2 separate regions of the Mus musculus genome follow, and region 2 is linked to region 1. The links are chromatin loops, found by intact Hi-C in ENCODE. Cell type or tissue: heart. All regions are shown on one strand. Links, peaks and the distances in the headings refer to the core of each region. The heading gives the core; the rest is flanking DNA. Region 1 has its middle 11 kb from the start of 4933417E11Rik. Region 2 holds the start of Gm4319 (predicted gene 4319).

What was found. Peaks named below come from ENCODE experiments on the same cell type or tissue, not always from the same donor. Only the 100,000 strongest peaks of a DNase experiment are listed, where the experiment ranks them.
Region 2: it touches region 1 in a loop (2.8-fold over the local background); 2 of 42 quality-filtered maps call a loop at or near these places.

What each region holds. Positions count from the first base shown.
Region 1 is chr1:72,008,001-72,024,683 of GRCm38, forward strand. No RefSeq gene overlaps it. Among named protein-coding and RNA genes, the nearest start is that of 4933417E11Rik, 11 kb to the left of the region's middle. In heart, for the core only: a CTCF peak has its summit at 6,658; DNase peaks (open chromatin) are centred at 6,091 and 6,751; H3K27ac peaks cover 1,585 bases.
Region 2 is chr1:72,115,671-72,132,353 of GRCm38, forward strand. Gm4319 (predicted gene 4319) reads right to left here and starts at 8,088. Exons shown (of 3, transcript NR_166632.1): 1 at 7,867-8,088. In heart, for the core only: a CTCF peak has its summit at 8,179 (motif pointing left); a DNase peak (open chromatin) is centred at 8,171; H3K27ac peaks cover 190 bases.

The DNA of each region.
Region 1 (16,683 bases), core at 2,876-10,875:
TATTTGTGATCTATACTATACTATGTGGCTCCCCTTACATTATACTTATTGCGCATGAGCTTCTAGGCTTTCCAATGGATTACTTTAATGAGCTGGGCAATACTGTGTACACATTGCTCCATCTCATCCTCACAGGAACCTCAGAAGGTAAGTGTCACCACAGGTGAAAATTATTTCCCAGGTGATTCAGATAGCATCGGCCCTAGGGGATGGGTGAGGGGCAGGGAAGGGGCTCAATCAGTAAAGTGCTGTCTATACAAGCTCGCAGACTTGAGTTTCTACCTCTAGCATCCACGCACAACATCAGCATACACTCTGAATGCAAGCACTGAGAAGGCAGAGACAGGAAGTTCTCTGGAACTGGGAGGCCAGCCAGACTATCTGAATCAATGAGTTCCAGAATCGGTGACAGGCTCTGCCTCAAAAAGTATCATGGAAGCAGGGCCGTGGTGGTGCACACCTTTGATACCAGTGTTCCAGAGGTGCACTGGTCATCAACAACTGGTATCTATATGTATAGTCTCACACACACACACACACACACACACACACACACACGCACACGCACACGCACACGCACGCGCACGCACACACACACACACCCCACCAGGACTTGAACTCCTGTTGGTCCAGATGGAAAGGATGGACTTTCCAGGATGTATGTGACTTCCGTCTCTGCTGAAAGAACAAAAGGAGCGCGTGTTGCTCAAATGCTCACCTTCCCTGCTCCAGACTGATCTGGGTAGCCTCACGTTTGAGAAGACAGGCTGAATCGGTGCCTATAAGGATCCACTCTCAAAGCAGGTTTTTCAGAAACACGTATTTTAGTTAAAATCCGCTGATTGGAATTTCCACAGTGATAGTTTTGCCCAACTTCCAAAAACAGATGGATTTAAATAATTTGTCTTGTAGGGCCTGGTAGTGTAAGAGTATCCAAGCCTTTTGTTGTTTTGTTTGCTGGTATAGTATTATTACTATTACTATGACTATACACTACAATCCAATTTTCTTTCAAATAATCATTTTGCCGTGAATATGAGTCATCTGTCATCAGTATGAAGGGGAAAGGCTCACTTCCTTTTCCATGGAAGATATAAAGGCTTGCTTTTTATTGATTTTTTCCCCCTAAGAAACTCAAATTTTTATATAATAATGGAGAGCTTTGAATATGGGGAGATGTGTCCCACAAGCGTGTTGAGTGAACACGTGGAAACATATCTTCTCTTGGATGAGGGTGGCTGGTCAGGCCTGTCTGCAGCTGAGAACACCAGGATGGCCTCTGGCCTGTAAGTCCCTGGGATGCCTGCACTGTACACTTTACATGCTTGAAGTTGGTCGATCTTCCCAGCCACCACCAAGGAAGCTGATGCTGAGTGAAGCTAAGTCACTTGGCCACTGTGTTCTCACAGCAAGAGAGAGCCAGATCCTGCGGATCCAGCCAAGGTCAGTCTTTCCATTCACCTTTGTCCTTTGTGGCTGCGACTGAATCTGTGATCTGTGGTGTTGCTCTGGGCCCCATTGTCGCAAGGACTGAGTTTCAGGAGATAACCTCAGAGGGGTCCTGAGATCTTGCCTGCCTTTCCTGATCCCAAAGCACTAAGATACACAGACAAAAACACTATCAGCCCCCTGCCGCCTCTCACCTCCTGCCTCAGCAGCCTTTAGGGACCAGAGACTTTTAACTTACCCAAACACTCCTCCTGCAAGACAAATATGTGCTAATCATGCTAATCGGTTCCCAGCCAGTCAAGACTTCCTGTTTCCCTTGGGTTTTAAGAGAGCTGCTGACCCCCTGCTAAGGGTTAAGTTTATATTCGCTGAAGAATTAGGGGTGATACCACACAGTTTTTCTCTCACCAACTAAAGCAATTCTCATAGATATGTCTCTATCAGGCTGTTTACACAAAATAGGCTTTCCTCTGTTGTTCTAAGCTCCGTGTGAGGATTGAGCTCATCTTAGAGCAACAGATGTCACCCAAGAAGAATATAAACCATTGTTCAAATGAAACATCAGGACCAAATTGTGATGCTTCTGAAAGCCATGGCCAGCTTCTGTCATTTTTATCATATCTGTAATTAAGTCACACATCCTGAGATGTGAGACGGTCCTCGCCCGTGTGGGCGCACTAACCTGAAGTCTCCCGGATCCAGTCCTCTGCTGATCAATACTTTTCTGGTCTTTGTACCAAAATAGCATTTCTCCTAGACTAATGTTCTTCACAGTTTTGTCTGGAATAATCACTGTGGGAAGACACAGAATTAGGTTGACTCTTTTTTTTTTTTTTTTTAAAGATTTATTTATTATTTTATGTAAGTACACTGTAGCTGTCTTCAGACACACCAGAAGAGGGAGTCAGATCTTGTTACGGATGGTTGTGAGCCACCATGTGGTTGCTGGGATTTGAACTCTGGACCTTCGGAAGAGCAGTCGGGTGCTCTTACCCACTGAGCCATCTCACCAGCCCCCTAGGTTGACTCTTAATACCAACATTTACAGAAATTGAGAAATGTTCTCATCACAGGAAGCCCCTAGTAAAAGCTCACTGAGAATCCTTTCTTCAATATTCATTTGTCATTTGAAGATGAAGGAGGCACACATGTAAGGCTCCTCACTCGATTTATATATATGTATGTACATAAGTACGTATGTATATACATGTGTGTATGTGTGTATATGTGTATATGTGTGTATGTGTGCATGTGTGTATTGTGTGCATGTGTATGTGTGTATGTGTGTGCATGTGTATGTGTGTACATGTGTATGTGGGGGGTATTCTGTGGGGATATGTGTGTATATGTGTGAGTATGTGTGTGTATGCTTATATATGTGTGTATATATGTATATGTGTATATATGTGTGTGTTTGTATATATGTATATATGTATATATGTGTGTATGTATATGTGTATATGTGTGTATATGTGTATATGTACATATGTATGTGTTTGTATGTGTATATATATGTATATATGTATATAGTATACTGTCCTAAAAGCTCTGAGTATAGCTGTCACAAACACAGTGGATTACCATCTAAAAGTGTACAAAGCCCAAAAGGACAGCCAGGAGAGAGACAGGAGAATGGGAACATGGGGACTATTTGTAAAGCACTACCTTCCTAGGAGAAGAACATGGGGATTTGGGATGGTGGGGAGCCTACACACGCCCATGTGAGGAAGCACATACAGTGGCCAACACGTGCCTGAGCATGCTGTTTAAGGTCACAGATTACACACTGACAGGAGAAAGGTAGTGGGCAAGAACATAGCTGGGCATGCTCAGTTCTGTATTGTACTGAGGTTTACTCCACCAGATCCTCTAAAACAGCAGATCTCAACTCGTGGGTTCCGAGCACTGGCAAACGCCTGTCTCCAAAAGTGCTTACATTGTGATCCAGTAACAAGATTAAGTTGTGAAGTAGCAATGCAAATACTTTTATGGAACATAAGGAACTGTATTAAAGGGCCCCAGCATTTGGGAGGTTGAGAACTGCCGCTCTAAACGAATGAGGTGAAGTGACTCCAAGGCTTTGGCTGCTTCCCTTTACCTTTCTCCAGGATGGAAAAACAAAAAATAAAACAAAAAACAAAACAAAACAAAACAAAACCAACTACCCAGGCAGTGGTGGCGCATACATTGAATCCCAGCACTTGGGAGGCAGAAGCAGGCAGATCTCTGAGTTCCAGGTCAGCCTGGTCTACAGAGTGAATTTCAGAATGAATGGGGCTATACAGAGAACCCTTGATTCAAAAAAAAATCATAAATAAGTTAATTAATTAATATTCTACCTCTTATTTTAAAAAAACACAAGAACGAATAACTATTTATTAGCAATCTTGTTCGATTGGTTTGGTTACTTTTTTTACTATTTTGGGAGACAGGTTCTTACTAAGGACCCCAGACTGGTCTATGACCCACTGTTTATTCCAGGTTGACCTGAAACTCACAGTTCTACTGCCTCAGTTTCCCAAATGCTGATATTATAATGTGCACTATGATGCCTGGTACATTAAGAGTCTTTAAAGGAGTTATAGCCTTCTCTGTGTTAAGAGTAGGAGTTTACTCTTAATGGTTCCTGCTCACTTAGCAGTTAACACTGTGCCTTATAATTAATGGGCTTTCAACTTTTTAAAATTTTAATGGATGTGTGTGTGTGTGTGTGTGTGTGTGTGTGTTATACGTACTCATATACATGAGTGTGCATCAGCCAGGTGAGAATCACCTATTAAATCAAGCTCTGAATTGCTCCTTTGAGGTAGGGTCTTTTCCTGAACCTGAGGTTAGCCTGGGAGCCCGCAAGCCTTAGGGAGGCCTTGTGTCTTGCTCCTCACCCCAGCCCCTCCAGCTCTGGCATTAGAGGAACCCCAGAGGCTTCTGCCGACTTTGTATATGGATGCTGGGAACTCCAGATCAGGTCCTTGCGTTTACACAGCAAGTCCCATGCGTACAGAGCCATCGCACTGATGGTTTTCATGATTTAGAGTGTTTTTAGCATACTGATAAAACGATAATAGAATTGGATCTTAAGAAAAACCCTCTGTGCTAAACATTGTGTTCTGTTTGTGGAAAATGTATTTTGTACAAGAGAAAGTATACACCATGTCTTCACCCATCCACTTGACACATCTGTGACAAAAGACAGATTAGCAATAGAAAAGCATAATAACTTCACTTTAAATTTAACGTGGCATGGGAGGGTCAGAAATGAAGTTTGCCTAGCGGGCGTGAAGCTGCTGGTTGATTTTTTTTTAATACCACGCAGGAAAACAAAAAGAACAAACCCCAAAGACCCAAGAAAAGCTGTGTTTTTATACTTCCATTCCACAGAGCTAGAGAGCTGCAGAGACGTGTGACTAGATAGAAACGGACTATGACCTCAATAAGCTGAGCTGAGGGCATCTCACAAGGCCTGTTTACGCAGACTCTTCTTTGCCTGGATGGCTTCCCACTGGGATAAAAGTTTTATCTCCAACTTCAGGCAAAGTAGGTCAGAGAATTCCTTTAGGATTATATGTCAGGAGAAAAGAGAGAGGTCATAGTGACCATATCTTTGCAGTTTTATCAAGTGCCAAGAGAGCTTATTTGGGGGGCCCTATATCGGAGCCCCAACAATCAATTTCCTTTTCTATTGTCCTTTCATTCTTTCTCTCTAAGTATACCTATCTCCTTACCCCAGAAGCCATAAGTAAAAATTGTCAGACTTTAAGCTCTTCAATATAACTCATTTTCTGTATGCATATCATGACATTGGGAAGGTAACTAAAGGAAAACCAACTTATGTAGGGACATATGCATTCATCTTTCACTAACCGTGGAATGGGACTCACGGAGACAAAATCCAGTCTCATCTTGAGGGGTGGAGTTTTTTAAGTCTCTGATGGGTCTTCCTTCCCCAAACTTAAAGTTGTTCAGATTGAAGAAAGACAGGATATGGATAACTTATAGGCCCACGACTGTCTGTAAATGCGTCCTGATCCATCTCTGAACTTGTTAGCCCCACCCCACCCCACCCCTAGTCAGCGGGGGTGGAGGGGATGTCACTGGTGGGAGATAAAGCCCATGGGCCTTTGTTTTAAGCTGCCAGGATTTCATCTCAGATCAGGAAAGGGAGAAAGAAGCCAGACATCTTGCAAGTCTGCCGCCTTTATCACCTAGCCACGGCCCCTCCCCTATCCATTTGCCCACCAAGAAGTCTGTCTAACTCCAACGCCACACCACCAAGTCTGTTTCCAAGATCTCTGCTCTGCTTTCCATATCACCTACAGAAATCTCCAGAGATTCCACTCTGTCTCTTAGGTCCCCACATCAAGTACTATTTTTATATAATATTGTATACATCTTAGATGCTCTGGAACCATAGAGCAGAAAAAAGTTTGAGAAACTATAAAGAGAAACAAAAGAACGTCATGGGAACAACTAAGAAGGTAGACATAGTGGGGAGAGGAAGTGGGAGCCCCAGAGGCTAGGATGTGACTTCTAGGGTAACTCTGGTAAATGCCTGCATGAAACCCTGCTGAAACGGGGTTGGGGTGGGGCTTATGGAGAAAGATCCGGAAGGCGGGGAGACGCTTGTCCTCATTCACATCAGCATGCGTGAGTTATTCCAGCTGACTCACTGGGCTGTTGCTGAGACAGTCCAATGTCACCAGTGCTGGATATGGAGTGATTCATTGCAGACGTTCTCCCATTGTCACTAACCAAAAAGAGACCCTTTGCAAGATTTCTCTCTTCCCCACCTTCTAAGCTCATGTTATTGTTATGCTATCTATTGGACAACTGACCCACAAAACGAAGGCGGTGCTCCTTGATAATTGATGCATTAAACAGCCTCCCTACCAGTCTTCCAGAGCTCTGTAACCTTCGATAGCATCTTTGCATCTACCTCCCAGGCTGACTGAAAGTAGCTTTTGACTATCTCAAGACACAGTGCAACTCCTGAAGGTGAACTTCATGGATGCTGGCAGAGGTGCATGCTGGGAGAAGTGCGACTGTGTCACACTACTCAGTGAAGCTCTGAAACCATCTATTCGGGGGGGGGGGGAATGGTCACACATCAAGGGCGGGTGCCCATACTGGTACTGCAGATCTATACCCCACTTTGCCCCAATGTGATCTCCAGGAGATGAGTGCACAGCAGCCCTCTAGCTTGCTTTGTCCTCTGGCTTCCACTAGGTAGAGGAATTGGCAGGAGATCAGAAATTGAGTGTAGTGAGCACTTCTGGAAGTGAGCTTCCTCCCACGCCAGCCTCCTTCCTTCCTGTCCTCCAGGCCAACTGACTGTGATCCCGGACATAAAGCTCCTGTCTGGTAAAACATTTCTCTGCCAAGAGCTCCAGTGTGTTTCTGAAAAACCACTTCCTTGAGCCTTCTTTGAGGCAAGCAGAAACTGATGTCTTTTCCTGGCCTCTGTCATGCTTTGGTTATCACTTTTAGCCTTACTCATATTGCCAGGGGCAGGGGGTGGTTTTGTTTATTTGTTTGTTATTTTAGGTGTTGGAGTGAAACCAGGTCCTCATACAAGCTACACAAGCCCTTGACCACTGCATTATACCACTCCTCTTCAGGCCTTCAGTTGAGCTTTTAAATATGCTATTAATGTCTACTTCCTACTGGAACTTTGGTGCATACACATTTCTTCATTCAGTATTTTAGATCCATCTCAACTTTCTAAAACACAGCCACATTCTGGCATGTTTATTCGCATTTAAGAGTGCTTTTAGATTGGATTGTAATTAAGAGCATTTTTAGATTGCAAAGAAGTGGCTCTCGCTTCTACTTCCAGCAGTCTGAAGATCCCTTAGGGCCTACTTTCTAGTGAAACAATCATAGCTGATGAAAATCATTTTCTGAGTGTCTAGAAACTGTCCCAAGGGTCCACTGAAAGACAGAAACATCTATTCAAGACAATCTGATAACTCCTTGTAATAACAGAGAGCCCATAATACTTAAACCACGACCAGCTAGCACCTCAATTCCTGGGCAACTTACTGGATTCTCAGCTTCACCACTCCTAGGCAACTTTGTGGATTTTCAGCTCTAACTGGGAGCCTGGCTGACAGATATGGCTTCCTCTTCCCCTAGTCCCTTCTCCTAGTTAAGAAGTGTGTGTCTTACCAATGGGAATGTGGCAACGTGTTTCTCCTCTCTGCTCCAGGCTGAAAATATAATTCCTAGTCGGCGTAGCCAAGAGTATGGGTGCTTGATATGCCAAGTACAGGGACCCCAGCTTGCTCAAAGGGCAAAGATTTCACAAGAGATGAAGTCAGCCAAGATCAGAGGCACTTCTCCCCTGCTTGACAGCCAGAATAGGGATTCAAAAGAACTACAGCATCCATAAGAGCAGAAGGTTCCGAAGCTCTCTCTAAAGAGCCTCCTTCGCTGTGGATAAGGATTGCTCAGAGAATGGAGATTTCACCAGTAAATATTAAAAGGAAGCTAGACATTATCAGAGATGACCAGGAAAGAGACAGCTAAGAGGTACCCATTCCTGTCAGAAAGTACATTAAAGACTGTCCTCGAAAATTACTCTTACTAGGGCTAGTTCACTGGATGGAGGGAATGAATGACCCCCAACCTGAATTTATTTCAGTCGAAATGTAAAACAAATTGTGTCCTAAGCATTGTCAAAACAATGGAGGAAATGGTGAGAGGTAGCGGCTCAGTTGAACACCAGATAAAGGCAGAGAACCCAGGGAAAGAGAAAATCTAATAGCAGATATAAATCTACATCTACCCATTATAATCAATTAAGGGTGACAGGACATCCAAGCGGATTAAGGCGCCAGACTCAAGCTCTGCTTCACCGATTATAATGGTGAAATGATGAAATAATATAGATCACCAAACTCTATTTAAAAAATAAGATTATATATACATATATATAATGAAAACTAACCATAAAAACCTGGAACAGGGTGTGTTATATGCCTGTAACCCTAGAACTTGGAAGGCTGGGACAGGAGGGACTCAAGTTCCAAGGCCAGCCTGGTCTATGAATTCTGACTCAAAATAATACAAAAGTGATTCAGTTATGCCAATGGTAGACCTTGTTACTTTACTTTCATCAATGAACAGAGCAACCACACAGAAGATAGGTAAGGAAACAGAGAGAGGGCTTAAAGACATTAAAAGCCAATGAGGCATCAATAGAGCAGTTCCCAGTGACAGACTATGTGGATGGCTGTCTCTATGCAGGTGAGGGCAGGCACAAGATAAGGCTAGAGCCTGTGACTGGGCAGCAGAAAGAGAAGGCAGGCTGAGAGTTTTAGAGACAGTACAGAGAGATAGAGAGACTGAGGGAGACGGAGATGAGGAGACAAGATGGAACTTATAGGAGAGAAAGAGGAGCCAGAACCACACATTCCTGAGAGCCATAAGTATTGGAGATTTCTCAAATAGATTATTAAATAATAAGTAGAATGTTGTTTGCCCCATCTAGGTGTGTAGCTTGTGTTTATATCAATTGAATTAAATTAAAAGCCTCTAGAGTTTTGATTTTACCGGGTTACCAGGATTTGTGACAGCTAACCACAGCGGGTGGATGTCTGGGAATATGAGCAGGATCTGCCACAAGAGAATGGCTGGAGACCACAGAGACACTGGGAGCAGGGAAATCACCATACTATGGGTGCCTTTTTTATATTTCACGCAACAAGACTACAAGTCTCAAATGCACATGAACACTCTCTGGGGTAGGCTACAGGCTAAATCATGAAACCGTTAAAGCTGGGTTTTGACCCAGGGAGTCACTATGCAGCCCTGAGTATAAATGTATAGATGCCCATGATAGAAAAGAAGGATCTCAGCTTGTTAACCTACCCTGAATCCTGAAGACCCTAGAAAGGGCAGAGCACTGAGCCAGAAGCGTGCAGAAGACAATAATGAAGAACAGAGCAGAAAGCCATGAAAGGCAGTTGTTTAAAATTAAAAAAAAAAAAATTGTAAAGAGTAAAGAGCTGGATGTTGTGGCTCATACCTCTAATCCCAGCACCAGGGAGGCAGGTGGGTCCCTGTGAGTTCGAGGCCAGACTGATCTACATAGTGAAACCTTACATTTAAAAGAGGAAACTGAAAAGGCAATAAAAAATTAAATTAAATTACAAGTTGGCTCTTGGGGCTGAAGAAATGGCCTAACCACCCTTTAAAGACAATAATAGCTCAAAGTGCACCAAAACTGTGTGGCTGACACAACACAGGCGAGGAGGAAGCCCAGCACTCGTCCCAAAGCTACACTCGTGCTCTTGGGTGTGTCTTGCTTTCTTCCCAAGCACCTCTCTCAGTCCGCAAGCTTAGCATCTGCACTAAAATCCTTTCATTGACTTCAACTCTGCTTCACACTGGTTTTCCCTGACATTCTTTTCTGTAGCTAGGTCAGGTGTCTGAATAGAGGTCTCTGAAGAAGGAACTCAAGCTACTGTCAGCACTATAAAGCTGTGGAGTGGGTGGGGGTGGGGGGGTATGTGTGTGTGTGGTGTCTGGTGTGATGTGAGTGAGTGGTGGTGGTATGTGTGCTGTGCTGTGTGTGGTGGGTACTGTTAGTGTGTTGTATGGTGGGGGGGGGACATGGTATGTGTGGTGTCTGGGTGTGGGTGTGTATATCCTGTTGCCACTGACAGAGTTTTAAGAATTTTTTTTTTCCTAGTTGAAATCAAGAGTTCAAGGTAAAATTCGCAGATGCAGAAAATGCTCTCATAACACTCAGCCACAGTGAGAATTTGGAACTATTCAGTAAATCCAAGTGAGCAAAAGAATACATAAAGTGGCTTATGAGCTCTGGTGACCTTCATTTGACCTCTCTGCTCTACCCTCCATCTCTGCTTAGATCCAGCCATAAGCCTTTATCAGATATCAAGTCATCAAGTTTCCCCATATTTGCCATAAAGTGTTGTCACAGACTTGAGAAAAACTTTGCAGGAAATTTAAGCATTTAAATTCTGTCATAGAGAGTTGATACTGTAGTTCAAGTTACAAAAGCAAGAACAAATTCAGTAACCATACATACAAACTTACCATGTGCTATAAGAGAACTAAAGAGAGCAGGAACCAGCTCCTTGGAATATTTTTGGCCTACATTTAGTCACAGTTACAGTGCCCCAGGGGCAAATGTGGCCAGTCTAAAAAGGTTTACTCTAAGTTCTAAAGTTAAACTTGATTCATAGTAGTGCTGTGCCTCTGGGGTAGGTGGCCAATGTTCTGAATCTAAGGGCTGTTTTAAGGGGAGAAAAATTAGATCAAGATGGAAAATGTCCAACGAAGAGGCTAAATATGCTCAGGAAGTGTGGTTAAAAGCCCATGAATATTAATTGGGCCAGTTCAAACCATAAGCCCCTCAATAAAATAAAAATATTTTTGGGCTCTAGGAAAACATAAAGTGGGCTGTTCTTCCCAGGCTCTCAGAAATCTCCGCATTCTCTGCATTTGGCACTGCTGGTCCCAGATTGCAAATTACAGAGAAACTGTATGTGGAGTACTTCCTGATTCAACGTCCCCAAGCAAGAGAAACCAGAGTGAGGCTGTGGGGCTACCTCATTGAGAGCCACAGCCCACCCCCTCCCCAAGTGCCTGGTAGAGACTGGCTTTGTCATTTCCTTCCCACACTCCCACCACACCAGAAAAGAGAGCTCTGAGCTCTGAATCTTTAGCCAGATGGAGAAATCTCTGCTCAACCTTCTCAGGTTGGCTCTCGTGTCATGCCTTTCCCTACTTCCCTGTTCATTTCCTCATGTGTGTGCCCTAAACTAGTTTATATACCAGACAGACTTCCTTTAGATGGGAGGGGGAATCACATATTGAGCTACATACAAAAAGCTTTCAAGACTTGGGAATGTGTGGTCTTCTTATTAGACACATTGGTGGCAACACTATTTGGGCTGTATGTCAAAAACCTTGGGACAGTGGTACCTAGAAGTGGGCATAATCATAACCTAAATTTATCATTCTTTTTGTTTGTTTGTTTGTTTCTCCTTTTTGTTTTGTTTTGTTGTTTTTCTGAGACAGGGTTTCTCTGTATAGCCCTGGCCCAGTCCTGGTAATGGAGAATTAGACTTAGTCTCCTAAACTGCTGATTTGAAGCCTGTCATGGAGTCAGCCTGTTTCACATTCACTAGTTCATTCTCAGAAGGACAAATGGCTGCTGGTTGCTGTGTTTGCTGCATTTTCCTTGTGAAATACATCAATGCAGAGACTGAACACCTAATCTAAAGCATAAACTTTCAATATCTAGAAGGATTATTCTCTTTACAAGAATGTTCAACACACATACAGAGAGCTGTGGCTTCACCTTAGAAATTTAGGAACACTAAGTATGAGCAACATTCCCAACAAATTAGTTTTTAAAACAATCTCTCTCTCTCTCTCTCTCTCTCTCTCTCTCTCTCTCTCTCTCTCTCTCTCTCTCTCTCTCTCTCTCTCTCTCTCTCTCCCTGTCAATTTGAGCTTCTAGACAGCCCAACCCAGTCTCCCCATCTCCCAGTCTTCCAGGTGCTGAGACTGTAAGCACTGATTGCCACAGCCAGTGTCACACATAAAATATTCAATGAGTGTTTTCTGTTTTATTTTTTAAGAAGACAGGTTACAAATATTACTGTTAGTTTTCTCTTTAGTATACTGCCTATATATTTATTGGTACTTTATACATAACTGATCCCCATCAAAATACATATTTTAAATTCATTTCTTTAAGTCACTGGTTATTTTAATTAGTCATTCATACGATTAAACATTTATTAAACACATAATGTCTTGTATGCTTTTATCTTGCACAATCGATGGTTAATACCGCCATACCTCTCCCCTTGTGCTCTGAACAGCATGGATTCCCCCCACACACTAACAAGAACTCAGACTTTAGTTGTAACCTTGCTCCTTTCCATAAAGTAAAAGCAAGTCTTGCAATGAATGTAATTGCATATGAACCTTTAGCACGTGATACATCAACATCAAAAAAGAAAAATAAATAAATAAAGCTAAAGATAAGCCCTTAAATAAGTTCCAGAACAGCCCTTTCCCCTGGCATGGATCAGATCAGCTGAAAGGTGCTGAGAGACTGAAGACAGGCAAACAGATTGAAGATTACACAGTGTACTGTGTACTGGGGCTAATGGCAGTGCCTTGTGAATTACTGCAAGCCAGTCAGAAGGAGGGGGTCTGTGTATTAATTAAGACAGAGGAGGCATCAACCCAGCTGGAAGGTACATGTTTTATATCAACCTACTATCAGAATCAGACACAACCCTAGATTTAGCTCCAGTTATAAAGCACTACAGGTTACTCAGATGGTCCTATCTACATATCAATCTGTATATCTATCCATCACTTATTGAGGAGTTGGATTTTTTACTGTTTTTTTTTTAAAGTAGGGTCTCTCACTAGCTAGCTAACACTAGCCTTAAACCTGATTTTCCACCCCCAATTGCTTGTACTGCAGGTGTCCACCTCCACACCATAGAAGTTTTGTTTTTGTAGTATATGCTTGCAAATTATGCAGGAAAAATCAACTAAGGTTACTCTGAGGCAGGCAATAATGGTAGCTATAATTCAAGATGGCATCAGTTATGTCAAAATGAGTCCACATAAAGTGGTATTGAGATAGGTAGATAAGTGTACTTTAAAAGAGGAAATAAATATACCATAAAACAGATAAATTCTATGCATCAGAAGTTAATAAAATTACAGCTAAAACATGAATAAATTTCTTTATTATGTGGTACTAGGGATGTTTCCTTAAACCATGACTAAAACCCAAAAGCAAAACTAAGAAAGACTGCCAAAAGAGAGATAAATAATTGATAAATTTCATGGTATAAATTTTTTCAAACATTTATAAATGAAAATATCAAAAGTAATATAAAAAAGGAACAAATGACAACAGATATACAACTTATATCACAAAAGGCAAATATTCTTACTGTACAAAGAACCTTTGAAACCTGGGGAGAAAAAATTATCGACTGCTATCCAGGGACAAACATGAATAATTTCCCAGAAGCTCATAGCTGCTGCTGAGAGATGAGTGGTTTTAAGTTTTCTAATTCATCAGGTTGGGAGAAATCCAACAGTTTTAATGACAGACACATTTGGAGAAACTATAAGAAAACCATCGGTTTTGCTAGCAAGTCTGTCGGAATGAAAAATCGCACATCTCTTTTAGAAAAAAAATTTTGCTGATACCTTGCTGGATGCTTTCTTGGCAACCTCGTTGGTAGTAATCTATTCTAAAGCTGCACTTACGAGACAGACAGACAGACAGACAGACAGACAGCCAGCCAGACAGAGACAGGGGTTGAGGGAATAGGGAGACAGACAGGGAGAGACAGAGACAGAGATGGGGAGGAGAGAAGGAGGAAGACAGAGATAAGAGGCAGGGAAGACAGAGGGAGACAGCGAGAGACAGAGACGACAGAGGAGACACAGAAACAGAGAGACAGAGGTGAAAGTCTGTGCACTGTAACTCCATGAATAGCAATAAAAGACTTAGAACAACATAAGTTCCCATAATAAAGACTGGATTGAGTAAATCACTATACTCCCATGAAATGATCCTTCGACGAATCATCATACTTTTTTTTAAAGCAATGGAAGGCTTAGCAGATATTATTCTATGAGAAGGAAATATACAAAGCAATAATTCTTTGAATGTCATGTTTTGTGCATTTGGGTTCAATACAATATAAATGCTTTATATAATTATAAAACTTAATAAAGCATAACAAAATTAAATTCTTTAAAAATAAGAAAAACTAGGGGTTGGGGAGAAGGCTCAGTGGTGAACCCGGATACAGCAATAGTCTATGATCCCAGTGCTCCTGGGTGAGATGAGAGCAGAGACCAGAGAAACTCTTAGGCCAGCTAGCCTGCCATACGCAATGGTAAATAGACCCTGTCTCAAACAAGATGGAAGATGGGACCAACATGGTAGGTTGTCCTCTGATTGCATTATAGGCATGCCATGGCACACACACATCTGCAATTGCAGGAAAAAGTACGTAGTGCAGGCTCACCTCACACACACATACACACACAGAATTTTTTTAGTCTTAAAAATGAGAAAAAATAGCCGGGTTGTGGTGGCGACAGCAGCACACACCTTTAGTGTGAGTTCGAGGACATCCTGGTCTACAGAGTAAGATCCTGGTCAACAAGAGCTACACAGGGAAACCCTGTCTAGAAATGGAGAGGGTGGGGTGCAGGGAGGGGACCGGACACACAGAGACAGAGACACACAGAGAAACAATGTCTAATGGATGACAGTGTTTACCAGATAGATGACAAAACTGCATAGAAGAAATACTCTACATAAATTTGAAACCTTGTAATACTGCCAGCTTCTTGAGTCAGCATTGCATGCTGTCTCACCATCCTTACAGATGACCAAAGAGTACAGCTTCAGGGCAAGCAAGCAAAGCCTGTTTAATGTAAAAATAAGAGCTCTCGGTAGCAGGAAAGGGTCTGGAAAATGAGTTGACAAACAGAGGTCCGGAGCAGAACTCTATATCTTAGGACCAGGTCAGTTTGGTCTGACCCATAGGCAAGTCAGGCATAGATATCAGACAAGTCTGGTTGGTTAATTTGAATGTTCATGGGAAACTCTGATTGGTTGATGGACCCAGTGGAAATAGAAACAAGAAAGAGGGGGAGGAAATGCCATAATGTTATAAGTATATCGAGAATGAAAGGCTAGTGATCAGCCTCAACCTAGTAAGTCCAGGCTTTTCTGGATTTCAGTTCCTGAACTTGGGAATTGGGAAGCATTTATTGTAAAACTGTTAAGAGGGAGTTTTAAGACATGGTTTTAAGGGGAGTTATGAGTTTGTAGCCAACTGAAAAGCTTTTTTTCTGACGGGCTGGGATTACACCCCCAGTTACTTGGGATACAAGTTTTAAGGATAAGAGTTTGTTTTTTTAAGGCATAAATAAATAAATAAATAACCAACCTACCCTAGTATCGTGTTCAGTACCGCAGGGGTGGTTTTTTGAAAGTAAGGAGTTTAACAGAAGCTAAGTTAGCTGGGTCACCTTGACCTCAAATAAACCTAAGTAATTTTCTATGGGATTCGCCATCAAGGAGATCAAATTCTAGTTAAACCTAAAATGGCCTCAGCAAGAACACAAGATGGATAACCGTCTGCCTGGCCTTGACCCCTTACAAAACCTCAGTGTTCTAGGACCTGACTACATGTTACTACACAGCCCTAACTTCTATCAAAGGGGTTGTTGTTCCTAACTCCTGTCACCAGTGATGACACTGTCACATGTGTGAAAATTAGGCAAATGAGTACTTGTGTTGGCTTCCAGAGGCAGGTCTCTTTGACATATGTGGAAGTAGATATAAAAGAAGATCCAAGAGCCTGTGTTTTAAAGTACTATTATTCATCTGCGTGTTGTGGCTCATGCCTTCAATACCAGCATTAAGGAGACAGAGGCAAGCAAATTTCTCTTCATTCAAAGACATTACTTAATTGTAGAGTGTTTGCTTCAAATATACAAGGTCCTGGATTCGATCCTCAGCAGGAAAACACAAATATACACAGAAACACGGGGGGGGGGGAGGGCAAGAGGGAGAGAGAGTGAGGGAAATAACTGAATGAATTCCCATGGGCCAATGATGATCAGAGTTGAGCAACAAAAGGAAAAATAGCTGTAATGAATTAAAACACATCAAGTATACTTATTTCAAATTCATTACTTAAACTTGGTGGATCCACCTTGTCCAACACCCCTTTTACAAGCAACTAATGTTTTTAAAAACTGATTCATAGGGGAGACTTAAGCATTAATTAGTCTTCGTACTATGGTATCCAATTGATAAGACTAACACATGAAGATGCAGTGGTTAAACTTTGATGTTCTTTTGTAACTTTAATAAGTGACTTGACCTTGGCCATGATCATTAGCTGCTGCCAACTTTGAAAACAGACACATAGCTCCTAGTAGAAGTGTACAAGACCACCTAAGTTATGCCCTTGTAAAGAAATTAAGTTGGCATTGAATCACATCTCAGTATCTAAGCAACAGTTTATAAGAAACACCAGAACAAAGAGACACGTTAAGTAATCAGTGATACAATGCAGTGGAGAAATCCTATGAGAAGAATTTACTCAAGTCACTTAAACAAGAAAAAATAAAATGAAGAGGAAAGTTGTATATTGATTAAGACTAAAGACATATCAACCAACTATACTTTAT
Region 2 (16,683 bases), core at 3,577-11,576, 110 kb after region 1:
GAGGAGAGGCCCTTGGTCTTGCAAAGATCATATGCCCCAGTACAGGGGATTGCCAGGGACAGGAAGCAGGAGTGGGTGGGTTGGGGAGCAAAGGGGGGTGGGGGGAATAAGAGACTTTGGGGATAGCATTTGAAATGAAAAAAAAAAATCTAACAAAAAAATGCCTGTAATATCAGAACCATTTCAAGGCAGAGACAGGAGGGTCACACTGGGGCTCACTGCCTGCCAACATAGCTCCAGGTCCAGCAAGAAACCCTGTCTCAAAGAATGAGGGAGGTGACAAGGTGGAACACTCAGCATCCTCCTCCAGCCTCCACATGCACATATACAGTAGCACAAATTCCCATGCGCATACACACACACACAAATAAAAATAAAATACCAAGGGGCTGGAGAGATGGCTCATCGGGTAAGAGCACGCACTGCTCCTCTGAAGGTCCTGAGTTCAAATCCCAGCAACCACATGGTGGCTCACAACCATCCGTAATGAGATCTGATATCCTCTTCTGGGATGTCTGAAGTCAGCTACAGTGTACTTAGATATAATAATAAATAAATCTTTAGAACCTGAGCGAGCAGAGGTCCTGAATTCAAATTGCCAGTAACCACATGATGGCTCACAACTATCAGTACAGCTACAGGGTACTCATATACAAAAGCACCATGATCTTCCCAGCCATGAGCTGACCTTTTGACCATGTTTACTGTACTAGGGATGACATCGCTCCTGTGGAGGAGGCCTCATAGCAATTAGAATGTGGTTGGTTACACCCATAACTGCCATGCCACTATCATACCACCTGAGCACATTTTGCCAGGCATGTTGGTATTAAAAGCAAGCAAGGTCTATAGATTACCATCTTTCAACTGCGGCCCCCATGTCTCTCCTAGTGCTAAATAAACAAACAAACAAACAAAAATCAAAACTGAATTCTGGATATTTTTCTCTACCTGAATGAGAACACTCTGATGAAAAAGCTAAAAGATAAATTTAACCACATTAACATTTTTAAAGGGGTCTGTTTAAACAGATAGCAATATTTCACAGCTCCCGTATTTGGTCCTCTACTGTGAGGGCACTAGAGGAACATTTTGATAGGGTGAACTCAGAATCAGAGCAAAGTAAATATTGAACTGGCTAAAGCAATGAATGGCCTTATTAGATCATTTCAGTGTAAGAGGCCTAGATAGAAATTAGTTGATGCATTCACAAAGGAACTCACACAATATGTACTCACTGATAAGTGATATTAGCCCCAAACCTAGGATTCCCAAGATATAAGATACAATTTGCTAAACACATGAAACTCAAGAAGAATGAAGACTGAAGTGTGGACACTATGCCCCTCTTTAGAATTGGGAACAAAACACCCATGGAAGGAGTTACAGAGACAAAGTTTGGAGCTGAGATGAAAGGATGGACCATGTAGAGACTGCCATATCCAGGGATCCACCCCATAATCAGCATCCAAACGCTGACACCATTGCATACACTAGCAAGATTTTATCGAAAGGACCCAGATATAGCTGTCTCTTGTGAGACTATGCCAGGGCCTAGCAAACACAGAAGTGGATGCTCACAGTCAGCTAATGGATGGATCATAGGGCTCCCAATGGAGGAGCTAGAGAAAGTAGCCAAGGAGCTAAAGAGATCTGCAACCCTATAGGTGGAACAACATTATGAACTAACCAGTACCCTGGAGCTCTTGACTCTAGCTGCATATGCATCAAAAGATGGCCTAATCGGCCATCACTGGAAAGAGAGGCCCATTGGACACGCAAACTTTATATGCCCCAGTACAGGGGAACGCCAGGGCCAAAAAGGGGGAGTGGGTGGGTAGGGGAGTGGGGGTGGGTGGGTATGGGGGACTTTTGGTATAGCATTGGAAATGTAAATGAGCTAAATACCTAATAAAAAATGGAAAAAAAAACAAAAAAAAAAGAAATTAGTTGATGGTTTTCATTAGTTAAGTTCAAATTATTTTTCTCTAGAACAAGACTGCTTATATCAAATTGCTTACAAAGTCAACTTGCTTACATTAGAGAACCCTCCCATCTAAGGTCTCCTAATTAGTCATTTTCCTGTTGCTCTTGATGATGATTTTGAGGGTTTTGGGGACAAGGTCTCTCTATGTAAACCTGACTGTCCTGGAACTCAACAGAGATCCACCTGTCTGGATCCACCTTGTCGCGAAAGAAAACATCGTCTGAAGCTGAGTGGAAAGTTGTAGCGGGAGGGACAATGTAATGGGAAACAATCTACTTCCCCCTTCTGAGCACTGAGATGGAAGGCATGCACCCCCACGCCTCGACTCTAATTAGCCGTTTTAACAAAAGGACAGAAAGTGTGCTCTTGTCTGCGGGTTCCTAAGCTCCTCTTCTCCTTCCTCCATCTGTCTAAGTGCTTCCCACTTTGCAGATTTCACTAGAGACTACCAATGCCACCACTTCTTGCCCTAACTAAAAATACATGTAAGGAAAAAAAAAAAATGACATGCCTCTGCCCTTGAACGAGTGCTGAACTGTAACCTCTAAAGATGTGTACAGACCTACCCATTATACTTCCGGTGGAGCAGAGCTCAACCAAGGTGAGATTTAGCCATAACTATTGCCTCAGAGATGTGCCTAAATATTCACTATGGCTCTATAGTTACCTCCGTCTCTCCCTTCCCCAGCACCTAAGTGCTACCTACAGACGCTTGATCAGGGCTTGGTGAATCTGTTTGGAAAGAACATTGTAGGTCCTTTTCTTTTCCTAAAAGCTTGGTCCATTGTCTAAAATAAAGTGTTACCATTAGACAACCAAATCTATAGAAACTTTTTAAAAAGAAACTATAAAATAATCAACTGGACCAGAAAGATTATAAGGTCCTCTTCAGCGGGAAACAGGGCATCCTCTAAGTATAGGCTTCCGGATGGCTTGATTCTGTGAGTTCGCTGCCTTTCCTTGGCTGAGCTATTTTGCAACTTTTACATTGCAAAGTGTAGCAATAACAACATCAGTGAACATGAGAGATTGGTTGGCACCTCTGGAGGGATTCCAGGTTCTTGTGTCCTGGAACAAACATCGGCCGAAGGCTTGTGGAAAGTAGCAGGAGGAGAGACCATGTAATAAGAAACAACCTACTTCCAGAGACCATGTAATAAGAAACAACCTACTTCCAATGAAGAGGGTAGGGCTGGGAGAACTTTGAGAATCTCCATCAGTGATACTATGCAAAGGATGAAGCCTTTATGCCACATCCCCAGGGTTATCTTGCTCATTTGCATAGTGTAGAGTTTCACGAGTGTTCTTGGCCCAGCAGGATAGTGTCTGTTTTCATATTATAATAAGGCACACATCATCTTCAGACATATAGCGCGTACTTCCACCAATGGCACCAGCCCGTTCCAGTCAGCCTCCTGAAGGGTGGGAGTTGTGAGCTAGCCAGCCTTTGCCAGAGATTTTTTTGTCCTCTGTGTTTTTCTCATAAGCATTTTGCAGTGTTTTATACGCGGTCCTCAGGTCCTCTCCATCTGCCCTACTCTCTGGCACCAATAATAATTCAAATGACTTGTCTACAGGCATGAAAATTAATCTTTTCCTCTGCAAATATAATTGATTTCTAACCTCCACCACCACACCCACTATGGAACAAGCCAATTTTGTATCCATTTGTAAAATTATTACAGAATTATCTGATGGTTGTTTGAATTTCTCCTTTGAGGCCATTGTAATGTCGCAAGGTTCCCTCATTAATTAATGACTTAAATAAAAACCACTAACTGGTTCAATTTATATCAGAGACTTGTGATTATGTTGTGTTTTTTAAGGTTTTTTTTTTAATTCTTTTAGTTTCTTATTTCTTTTATGTGTGTGAGTGTTTGGCCTTGCATGTCTAAATGTGCACCATGTACATGCCTGGGGCCCTCAGAGGCCTTCCAGGCCCTCCAACTGGAAGTGGAGTCACAGGTGAATGCCATATTGGGTGCTAGGAACCAAAACGATGTCCTCTGCAAGAGCAGCCAGTGCTTGTAATCACCGAACCATCTCCCTCTCCCCTTTAAAGTTAATCTTTAACGTTAAAAATCCAGACCACCGTACCAATACCTTTCCATCCTTCATTGAGGAATCCACGGAGTCTATCTCAGCATCTCCCTTCTAGCCTCTATCCTGTTCTCTCCCCATCTCCCACTCATTATCCATTTACACTTAACTGTGGCTTCCCTGGCAATCAGTTCCTTCTAGAGGGAGGAAAGCATTGCTCCCTCTAGAAGTCATGAGAAAAATAAGGCTCTCTGTCGCTCTATGGACATTCAACAGATTGAAACACCAATGTGCTGCGTTAATTCCAAAAGCAAAGAACCCCCCTTGAGAACCAGACAAAAGGGTGATCTAGAGGAATAGTGCAGAATACTTGCTGGTCAATCCTGAGAACCAGAGTTTGAATACAGGCACCCATGCAACAAGCTGGGAGTCCTGCAAATACCAATAATTCCAGGGATAACTGAAGGGAGGGCAGAGACAAAAGGATCACTGGAGCTCGAGGGCTTCTCATCTAGCTGAGAAAATGCAAGCCCTAGGTTGGAAGAGACCCTGTGTCAAAGGAATGGGCCGATGGTGATCGAGGAGGTCACTTGATGTCCTCTTCTGGGTCCATGCATACACAGGAACAAGCATTCACACATATGCACATACAGACACACAGACATCTAAATAAATGCCACATAAAACTTTTGTTGTTTTTGTTTTCCGAGACAGAGTTTTCTCTATGTAGCCCTGACTGTCCTGGACCTCACTCTGAAGACCAGGCTGACCTTGAGTTCACAAACATCCGACTGTCTCTGCCTCCCACGTGCTGGGATTAAAAGTGTGCCCCACCACCACACAGCTGATTTTTCAGTCTTTTTCATTTTTATGTTTTATATGGGTGTTTTGTCTGTGTACCACTTCTATGCCTGATGCCCTCTGTGGTCAGAAGAGGGTGTCAGGCATCCTAGAACTGGAGTTACAGATGACTGTGAATCTCCACTGGGTGGTGGGTCAAACCCCAAGTCCTCTGCAAGAACAACAAAAGCTTTAACCACTAAGCCAACTCTCCAGTCACTATTTAGGGTGTTTTGTTTTGTTTGATGTTGTTGTTGTATGGTTTTGTTTGCTTGCTTGTTTTGAGAGGGTGTTTTTGTTTTTTGGTTTTTGCTTTTTGGTTTTTGCTTTTGTTTTTTGCTTTTGTTTTTTGTTTTTTAAGAAAGAAAGTGGAAAGACTAGGAAGCAAAACTTCTCTGCCACTGTGCATTGTTTTTCTTGTTTTACTAAAACTATACGTTATCAGTTTGCCTTTTCATTAATGTGGTGATTTTAATTGACCTACTCTAGGCTTTGTCCCCATCTCTTTCTTGGCTTAAAGCAAGTTGTGTTTACATTGCTCTATTTGCTAGGAGTCCATTCTCATCAAAGAGCTCACACCCTTGAAGGGACCACCCCCAACCCTCACCAGTGAATAGCTACAATTAATTCAGTGTGACTATGCAACACTTTAATTTTAATAATAATAATAATAATAATAATAATAATAATAATAATAACCTGTCCATCTTCAAGGCTGCTGACAAGAAGGAGCTCCAGCTAGTTAGCCCTACTAAGGACCCCACAGAGCACTCAAATCTCTAAGCCTGGACCTCTTTGTCACGTAATTTGAACAACTTTCCTCAGTCCGGTATCTATCTGCGTACAAAATAGTAGCTCTCAGATCTCTCAAACAGCTGGCTAGCAAGTTCCTAGACAACCTCGTGCTTAGTCTGGCCTTCCCGTTGACAACTCAAATATAGAGTTAAGAGTGCATCTCCATGAGTATTTAATTGGTTGGGACGCCCTGTGCTCCGGCTCAATGTGTGGGGGCTGTTCAACCCCGGGTGGGGAGGGACATCTTCCAAAAGTGAAGTAGGCAATTTCTCTCCCCACCTTCAAGAGTTTGTCAGTTTTCTGAGTAATTTTTAAAGCGCATGCTGGACCTCCCGCCATTTCCAAACGCACAGGCTTCACTTAGGCTTTTAAACTTTCTATTTCATTACAGTACAAACAGCCCTACAAGGCGGCCTCCTGCTTCTCCCCTCAGGCTACCCGGAATTATTCATACTCAAGGTCTACAGAGGAACAGCCCTGGGAAGGAAAAACAGGCTAAGAAGTGAAAGCAAATTAGTAATCCAAACCGCCCTCTCCCTGCCTGTCACTGGAAGGCCTTTGGTGTCTCCTTCCACAGTCAAGGGGTTTTCTGAGCCCGAGATTAAAGGATACATTTTCAGAGCTCAGAGAACAGACATCGCGAGGAAAGTATATCCGCGCAAGGCAACTGGGACAAACGGAGCATGTGCAGAATGTCAGGGTGCGCCTTAAACTCCACAGATAGATCTGCCCGCGGTGGATGTTTGGAATTCCACCCCTACGGGCCTTTATTATTTTCCTTATGCCCTGCAGGGTGGAAGCGAGAGAGGAGATGAAGCTGTCCTTGGAAGTGTTCTAAACCTTAAAGCAGGGGACATCAATCAGGGAGATCTTGTCCCACCGGGATATTTGACAGTGTCTAAAGGATATGTCTTGATTTTCACAGCAGCCGTGGCAGACTGGGAGCTGGCAACTAGGATGCAGCGAACATCGATGACGCCGCTGAGCACATCCGAAGGGACCACCGATCACGGCCCGCAATGAAGAATCCTGTTCTAGAATGCCAATAATGCTAAAGCTAGAAATTGCTGCCATTCAGAGTATATACAACAAAAGCAGAATTTTGAAAAATCCTCAGGGCTGGCGAGATGGCTCAGCAGGTAAGAGCACACTCACTGCTTTTCCGAAGGTCCTGAGTTCAAATCCCAGCAACCACACCGTGACTTACAACCACCCGTAATGAGATCTGATGTCCTCTTCTGGTGTGTCTGAAGACAGCTACAGTGTACTTACAGTGCATAATAGATGAATCTTTGGGCCGGAGCAAGCAGGGATTGAGAGAGTGGAGCCGGCCAGAGCGAGTGGGGCGGACAGAGCAAGCAGAGGTCCTAAAAATTCAATTCAGTTCCTAACAACCACATGAAGGCTCACAACCATCTGTACAGCTACAGTGTGCTCATATACATAAAATAAATAGATAGATAGATAGATAGATAGATAGATAGATAGATAGATAGATAGATAGATCTTTAAAAAGAAAAGGAAAAGAAAGATCATCTCCTACTACCCCGGCCCCACCCTCTTTTCTCATACACACATACACAGAGAAAGGGGGCAGAGGAAAGAGAAAACTGATTTCATTGACACTAAACCTGTACTGTCACTTGTGGCTCTCCTCAGAAGATTAGACTTGATATAATCCTCTGTTGTCACCATCTTGAAGGCCCAATAACTTGGGAAGCTGTTCTGTCTCATTTTTCCCTGGCCCTGAAACTTACAGAACCAGGTCCAGCACAGGAGATGCCACCATTTACCGGAGCAGATCCACATAGTTGCCACGACACCCCTTGCTGCCTTTGAAACTTTGGCTTATCTGAGAGCTGACACTAGAAAATACGCTTTATTGTGAATTTCTATGAACCTGCAAATTTCCCTGCCCGTCAAACTGGCTGGAAAATCCACACAGGGCATGGAGTGGCCTGCATTCTGTGGATCAAGCAGCATAAACAGTATTTTTTCAAGAAGACCCTGTAGAGAAACCACAGGGACAGTAGAGAGGGTCTTCACTTCTACCTGGGCAACAAGCCTATATCCCAGTAACCCTTGCAGAGGAAAAAAAAAAAAAAAAAAAAAAGGCAAGGAAACAAAATTCATTTACAAACTGTCAACACACCTATGAATATGAATGCTGAAAACCACCCCCAGCAAGGGAGGGACCATCTTACCTTCTTGTTAATCACTGCCAAGCTAATATTATGGGTCAATCAGCAACAATGTCCTGGCATCTCTGAAGGGATATGTGACCTCTATAAGCAAACTTGGTCACACACAGTACCAGACAGATCACTTAACATGCCTCGGGTGGAGGGGTAGAGAGTTCCTGGTCTGTTAAACATACAGAGATGGTCGTATACATGTCTGAGATGTTTATAAGGGGTGGGGGATACGTTCGGTTTTAGAGTCTGCACAGTTGAAAAGCCTTTTGCAAGAGCGCTGACTCCTAGGTGAGGAAGCACATCCATGAGTCTCTGCTGCCATCTGCTGGCCGTCCTCCGAGCTGCGGTTAGCACGGTGAACTCGGGAGTCAGCGCAGAGCTACATTTACAACGTAAATGGGCTTTGGGGGGGGGGGGGAGCATTAGAGCACAAATCATACTCACTGCCACATTAGTAAACAGTTGAGAACATCGATAATAATTTCTGATTATGTAGGCAATTCTACTGAAAACGGTGCTCACAGCAGAATTCATCACTGAAGCCTGTGAGCAGGCAGCGCGGACTGAGCTCTGCGGGGGGGAACAACAGTGCAGGGCTGTGGGAAAGGGGAAAAAAAGGTCTGGGGCTGAGGGGACGTCAACAGGCTCCGATCCTAACGGGTCTTTAGAGGTGACTATCTACTCCTGCAAAGGAACGAAAACAAAACTAAAATTTTGAGCCTGCTTTTCCAGATAAAATAAAAATATGATCGCTATCCGTTCTTAAACAATACCTCATTGCTTTCTTCAAAAATAACACAAATTAGGTCTGGAGAGATGGCTCAGACATTAAGGGCTAGGCTCACAACCAAAATAATTCAAATTAGATTAACAATAATGACGGTAGTAATGATATAGATTCCGTAAGACCAGAGACTGTTTTATTTTCACGACTAGTACAGCCACACACAGTAGGTACTCCAAGAGATAAGTGCCTAGTCAGATGTGACAGTGGACACTGGAAGTCCCAGCTGCTTGGAGGCTGAGAGGTGAGAGGACCACTTGAGCTCACAAGTTCAAGACCAGTCTAGGCAGAATACTTGGTCTCAAACACAAAATAAAATGAGATACATGCTTAGCAAAGGAAGCTGCTAGCCCCTGATAATGGTCCTACTGTTGAGTTCTTTAGATTCATTTCACTTTTATAACCTGAAGGTACAATGTTATTATTCATGTGCTTTTAAAGGAGATATACCCAGCAAACAGACACGGGTGCTTATTAGCATGGATTAAACATTCATAATAAAAAAGAAACATAAGAATAAGAGGCAGAAAGATCTTCACATTTGAGGCCAACCTGGGCTAACTGGCCAATCTAAATTACCTACCAAGATCTTGTCTCAAAAATTTAAAAAAAAAAATCAGTGGCTGGAGAAACGGCCCGGCAGGTAAGAGATTTGCTGCTCTTGCAAAGAACTCTGCATGATGGCAGCATCCACATGATGGCTTACAACTGTCAGTAATTCCAGTTCCAGGGTCTCTCTTCAGGTACCATACATTACACTAACATACGTACAGGGAAAAGATTCATACATATAGAATGAAAATACGTTTTAAATTTATTTTATGCGCATGGTGTTTTGCCTGCATGTCTGTGTGCCATGTGCTTGCCTAGTGCCCAAAGATGTCAGAAGACACTGTGGGATCCTCTAGGGCTGGAGTTTAAAGAAAACAAAAATGCATTAGGGGCTGGCAAGATGGCTCAGTGGGTAAGAGCACTTAAAGACTGCTCTTCCAAAGGTCCTGAGTTCAAATCCCAGCAACCACACAGTGGCTCACAACCATCCATAATGGGATCTGACGCCCTCTTCTGGTGAGTCTGAAGACAGCTACTTACATATATAACTAATAAGTAAATAAATATTATTTTTTTAAAGTATTAGCTGCCTTTAGACTACACATATAATATGTACTGGAGTATAAATAAACCTAATGTTTACACTTGATACATGAAGATATTCTAAAACCAAGAAGAAAGACGATAAATGTGTCTTACACGCGTTCTCACGACCGGCCAGGAAAGACACAACAAACCAGAATCTTCTGCGGCAAAACTTTATTGCTTACATCTTCAGGAGCAAGAGTGCAAAACTCAAACCCAAAAACGAAAGCGAAACCCCGTCCCTATTTAGGAGAGTTATCCTTCGCCTAGGACGTATCACTCCCTGATTGGCTGCAGCCCATGGCCGAGTTGTTGCCACGGGGAAGGCAGAGTACATGGGGTGGAGAAATACCCTTGGCACATGCGCAGATTATTTGTTTACCACTTAGAACACAGCTGTCAGCGCCATCTTGTGACGGCGAATGTGGGGGCGGCTTCCCACAGTTCCCCCTTTTCTATTAATAAGAGCAATAGGCCACCCATATTAATGAGAGTGGAGATAGAGGTCAAATCCCCAGTGTGCAGGTAAAGGAGCCATGTACAGGATTAGCTCTTAGGCTCACAGGCTTTTACCCAGAGCAACCCTGACCTGCTCTCGTGTCGTTTTACCTGGAGAGAAGGACACTTGGACACTCAACCTTCTTGAAAGATGACATGTCTCCCTAGAATAGGCTCATATGTGCCGCAGAGCCCTTCTACTGCAGTGCTTAGCCGTGCAACTCTCTCGGGCTGCTGAAGCACACTCACTCTGTCCTGTGCAATGAGACTAGCCTCGTGGTGTGCAAGAGCTGAGTGGCCAGCGACCTATTGCTTAAGCATAGATAACCATAAATCAGGGGAAGCACCATGTTCTAGAGCTGCAAGCGCCTGGGCAATAACCACCTTGTCTCTCCTAGTTTGGGCCTTAAGCTTACAGACCAACCAAAGAAGCAACACTAATCCACAGCAAAGTGTATCTCCAAATAATATCAATCCCACCCATTCTTTAAAGAAGGAAAATGCTGAGGAGATCCAATTGGGTAATCCTTTGGTCAGGGACAGGTCCAAGCGCGTGGAGTTGACCTGAAGTCTCAATTCCCGAAGGATCTGTTCAAATTCAGCCGTCCAATTCTGTAACATATACTGAGAAAGACTTTTTAACAAATTAGCTGCCCTAGTAAATTTCTCATACTGAATGGAAGTAACACACAATCCCGGAAACTTTTGTTCACATCCCAGCTGAGCTATTTGCCATAATACATCTAGTTGTTTCTGGACAAGATCTATGAGTTGATTAACCAGCATGAGACCACCCTGTATCTTGACATTAGCTGAGGCCTGTTTATCTATGACTGTAGTCACTGAGGCTGACAAAGTGTTAATGGTGTCAGTCGTCTGGACCTGTCTAGACAGAGCCAAGGCTGTCTGAATCAAGGCCAAACCCAGTTCCTAGTTAGTGGTAAAAAAGCAGGGGAATACTTGAGCATTATACATCACCGGCATTGGGAGTGGAAATGTCGACATTATCCCCCAACGCTGCTCTCTCTTTATTATTGACGCCCTGGACATCACCAAGACGAGGGACATCAGTATTCTCTTGGTCAGTCTGGATTTTTTTGGGTGAGTCTTTCTGGTATCCAAAATGGGTTGTCTTCATTTTGTGGGAAAACACAAATAGCTCCCCTGGATCTTATCAAAATAGGATCCGGGCCATACCATTTATTATTAAGGACATTTTTCCATTTAACCATCTCATTGGGCCTATCTGGCTCTGAACAATGACGTTCAGCCGCAGTATGGCCATGAGCATCAATATTTAAAAAATTGAGTGTAAAGAGTGCCATAGACACAGACACTCTTGGTACTCGGGGTAAAGCCTCCTCGATTCCCCTCTTCTGTTTTAATAGATAGGATTTGAGGGTGCGATGCGCACGCTCAACAATACCCTGTCCTTGAGGGTTGTATGGAAGTCCAGTCAGGTGGGTCACGTCCATCTGACGGCAGAACTGCTGGAATTTTTGAGATGTATAAGCTGGTCCATTATCAGTCTTAAGGAGTTTGGGTTTCCCCCAAGCACTCCATGCCTCAAGGCAATGTTGAATCACATGTGAGGCTTTTTCTCCGGTTAACGGAGAAGCAAACATGATGCCAGAACATGTGTCAATGGACACATGGAGATATTGAAGTTTTCCAAAGGAAGAAACATGTGTAACATCCATTTGCCAGACCTGTAGAGGTCGAATACCGCGTGGGTTAATTCCCACATGAGGAACTGGCAAGAACTCACAGCAGCTTTGACATTGAGTAACAATGTCACGGGCTTCTTTTCTTGTCAAGGAGAAACGACTGTGTAATGTTTTAGCCGTCACATGAAAATTGTTATGAAAATTTCTTGCAGCCTCTACCGGGGATGATAGGGCAGCAGCCACCACTTTAGTGGCCTTATCTGCCAAATCATTTTTTAGAGCCATGGGGCCAGGTAGGCCTGAATGGGCTCTAACATGAGTAATATAAACAGGAAATCTTTTAGATAACAAAACTAATTGTATCTGCTGAAAAATATTGGCAACTCTACTGGAAGGCTTAATCACTCTAGCCACTTCTAAAAGATTTACTGCATTAACCACATAACAGGAATCTGACACAATATTAAGGGGTTCTAAAAAGGTTTTTAAAACTTCTAAAACCACTAAACATTCTACCACTTGAGGTGAATTTTCATTATATTGTTTGGATACCACTTTACCATTAGCCACATAGGCACCTATGCCAGTTTTTGATCCATCAGTATATACCACAATCCCATTTTTAAGTGGGTTTCTTACTGTTATTTGTGGAAACACAACAGATTGATTTTGGGCAAACTGTAAAATTGGATGTTTTGGATAATGGTTATCTATTTGTCCTGAAAAGGAGGTAACTAAAACTGCCCAATCATTAGATGTGGCTGCCAAGGTTTGAACCTGTGCAGCGGTATAAGGTACAATTAAAAGATATGGACTTCGCCCAAAGTGGGTGATTGCTGCTTTTAGGCCTTTAAGGGCAAGCTGTGCAATTGCATCAGGATACCAATCTATTATTTTAGCTGGGGATACGTTTGGATGGATCCACAACAATGGCCCATTTTGCCACAAAACTGTGGTTGGCAATTGTGCTGTCTTAAAGACACACAAACTGAAAGGCTGTGAATCCTCAATACGTTGTAATTGTGCATTCTGTAAGGCATTCTCCACCTTTTGTAAGGCCTGGTTAGCAGCTAGAGTAAGAGCCCTAGGGGAGGAGATATGAGGATCTCCTTCTAAAATACCAAACAAAGGCCTTAACTCAGCGGAAGGAATCTTTAAAAAAGGTCTGAGCCAATTAATATCTCCCAACAGCTTTTGAAAATCATTTAAGGTATGGAGGTGATCTCTTCTTATCTCTACCTTTTGGGGCACAATCTTATCTGGGAACACCACAGAGCCCAAGAATTGTCCTGTATCAGAAATTTGGACTTTTTCTGTGGCTATCTGTAAACCCCACTAACTTAAAGTTTTAAGTAGAAAAGGATATGCCTTTTGTAGTATGGTAAGGTTTTTATGGCACAGGAGGATGTCATCCATGTAAAGGAGCAAAATTAAAGAGGGGAATTGTTCCCTCACTGGCAAAAGAGCTTTTTGCACATAAAGTTGGCACATTGTAGGACTATTGGACATTCCCTGTGGTAAGACCTTCCATTGATACCTCTTATCAGGTTCCATGTGATTAATAGAGGGGATGGTAAAGGCAAATCTGGGCCTATCCCTTGGACACAAAGGTATAGAAAAGAAACAATCTTTAATATCTATAATAATTAAATTCCAGCCACGTGGTAAGGCGGAAAGTACAGGGAGACCCCTCTGTACCGGGCCAAATAAGTTCATTTGCTCATTAATGGCTCTGAGGTCATGGAGCAGTCTCCACTTTCCTGACTTTTTCTTAATTACAAAAATTGGAGTATTCCAAGGTGAGGTAGAGGGTTCAATATGGCCTAGTTTTAATTGTTCCTCTACCAGTTGAATCACAGCTTCCAGTTTTTCAGAGGATAGGGGCCATTGAGGAACCCACACTGGATCCCCTGTTTTCCATGGTATGGGTCGTGCTGCCCCAATGGCCTTTAGGGAAAACCCAGACCCTGTCTGTCTTGGTTTCCATTAGGTGAGATGGGCTCTATCCTTTTCTGTTCTTGATGTCCTAACCCTTTTCCTTCTTTATAACCCATCTTTGCCATGATATTTTTTGCTTTAGCTGAATACCCTCTCGATGGGGCGTTTTCATTGGACAAAATAAGGCCCAAATGCTGCATAATATCCCTTCCCCAGAGGTTAACCGGGAGTGGGAGCACATAAGGTATGAATTTCCCTTGCTGCCCTTCAGAGGATTCCCACGTCAAGGCAATGGAGCTTATAGTGGGACATGATTGATAACCTAGGCCCTGTAATGAATGAGATGACTCTGTGGTGGGCCATGTTTTGGGCCACCAATGTGTAGAAATTATACTTTTATCTGCTCCGGTATCAAGGATGCCTTTAAACTCTTTTCCGTTGATCTTAAGGCGGAGCTTAGGTCTATCATTTAAAGATACAACCAAATAGGCAGAATCATTTCCTGAGGAGCCCATTTTCTTTCTCTCAGGTCCTGTAAATTTTTCCCTGGTATTATCAGGGAGGAGCAGCAGCTGAGCTATCCTATCTCCTTTACTAATAGAAAAAAACGCCCTTAGGGCTTGAGCACAGGACCTGTATTTCAGGGGAATGTTGACAATCCATAACTCCAGGGTGGACTACTAAGCCCTGCAAGGTGAGTGAACCCCGGCCGAGAATAAGGCCCATGGTTCCCGGGGGCAAGGATGGTATAGGCTCCACTGGCACCGGCTGAATACTCATTTGAGGCATTAATAGGAAGTCGGAGGCGGCACGCAGGTCCACCCTTGTGGGTCTTCTTGGGTCGCCTCTCTGACTGCTTCCTGGGTCCTGACAAACCGGTTCCCATATCTTTGAGGGCCCTGGGACCGAGGGCCCGATGACCCGTTTTTTGGCACATCAGCTGATTGACTATCAGGCGGGGGAAGGAGTCTGCCATTTATATCCCTCACAGAGCGACACTGGTCGGCTCTATGATAACCCTTGCCACACTTAGAGCAAAGAATGAGAGTCCCCCCCTGTTTATCTGGAGCTCTGCAATCTTTCTTAAGATGCCCAGGCTTTCCGCAGTTAAAACATGTTCTCTGATCATTTCTGCCCATGGAGCGGTTTTGGGATTGAAGGATGGCAGCCGCTAAACCTGCATTGGTGAGAGGTCCCCCAAGCTCTCGACAAACCCTGAGCCAGTCTTGTAAGCCTTTGTTCTTTCTTGGGGCTATGGCCGCTCGGCACTCCTTTGTGGCTTGCTCATAAATGAGCTGTTCTACCAGAGGTGCGGCTTGCTCTGAATCTCCAAAAATACGCTCTGCTGCCTCTGTCATTCTGGCCACAAAATCTGAGAATGACTCCTGAGGTCCCTGGACGATCTTTGTTAGTTGTCCAGTGGCTTCACCTGCTCGGGAGAGCGCCTTTCAGGCCCTAATAGCCGTGGAGGAAATTTGGGCATAAGCTCCCCAATGGTAGTTTGTCTGATCAGCAGAATAAGCTCCCTGACCCGTTAACAAGTCAAAAGTCCAATCTCTCTGCTCTGGAGTCAAAGCAGCTGCGTTTGCTCGGGCCTGCGCTTGTGCAGCCTCATGCCAAAGAGCTCTCCATTTTATATATTTGCCCATACTAGGGAGAGCGGCTTTTACAATCGTTTGCCAGTCGGCAGGAGTTAGTGTCATGCCGGCAAGCCTGTCTAACTGCACCAAGGTAAAATTAGCATTGGTTCCATATTTACGGACCGACTCGGCAAGCTCTTTAATCTGCACATATTCTACCGGAGCGTGGACACGCCCACCCTCGGCTCCTTCAAAGACCGGAAATGCCTGTTGTATTTTCCTTTGTTCCTCTCTGGGAATGAATGAGTCTGCGCATTGTCTCTCTGCGCATTGTCTCTCTGCGCATTGTCTCTCTGCGCAGGGCTGACGCACTACACAGGGCGGGGGCTCCGCATAGGGCGGAAGTGCACCTTGAAGCCGACTGCCCGGAGGCCAAGCAGTAAACTGGCCTTCGCCAGCCGCTTTTGGCTTTTTTCTTGACCAATTAGCTCGCATTTTATCTGGCTGGCACTTTTCTCTCTCATAACGAGCTGCTTCTTCCTCCCAGTCTGTTTCTTCAGAGGAGAATTTGTCATCTGATTCAGAGCTACTAAGAGCTGGCTTCTCTAATTGATCTTTTTTCTTTTCTTTTTTCTTTTCCTTCTTTCTAATCTCTCCCCAGGTTTTCTTACCTGACCTTAACTTTTCCTCGGGTTCAAGACCCTTGGAAAGGCCTGTATACTTATTTTGTGTACCATATTTCCTCTTTGCTCCTACTCTCTCTCTCCGCTTTACTTCTGATAGATTGCCCTGAATTTCATCCAGAATTTTTAGCCCTACCTTAATCACTTGATAACATGTGAAAAAGAACAAAAGGGCTCCTAACACTAGAAAAAATTCAAGGCCAAACATACCTTGTAAAGCTATTTCCCACTTTACTTTTGATAGACTGTCTTGAATTTCGTTAGAAAGTTCAAGGCCAGGCGTACCTTGTAAAGCTATTTCCCACTTTACTTTTGATAGACTGTCTTGAATTTCGTTAGAAAGTTCAAGACCAGACTTACCTTGTAAAGCTGTACTCACTGGTACCCCTGTTCCCCAGCTAAAGAGTTCTGAATTCATGCAGTTGAATCCTTCTCAACAGTCTGTTTTACGGGAACCTTTATGACCGTGACCCGCAGTTTTGGTTCCGGAATGAGGAATCTTCCTTGCGCCGGTGATGGTTAACTCCCGTCCCGAGTTT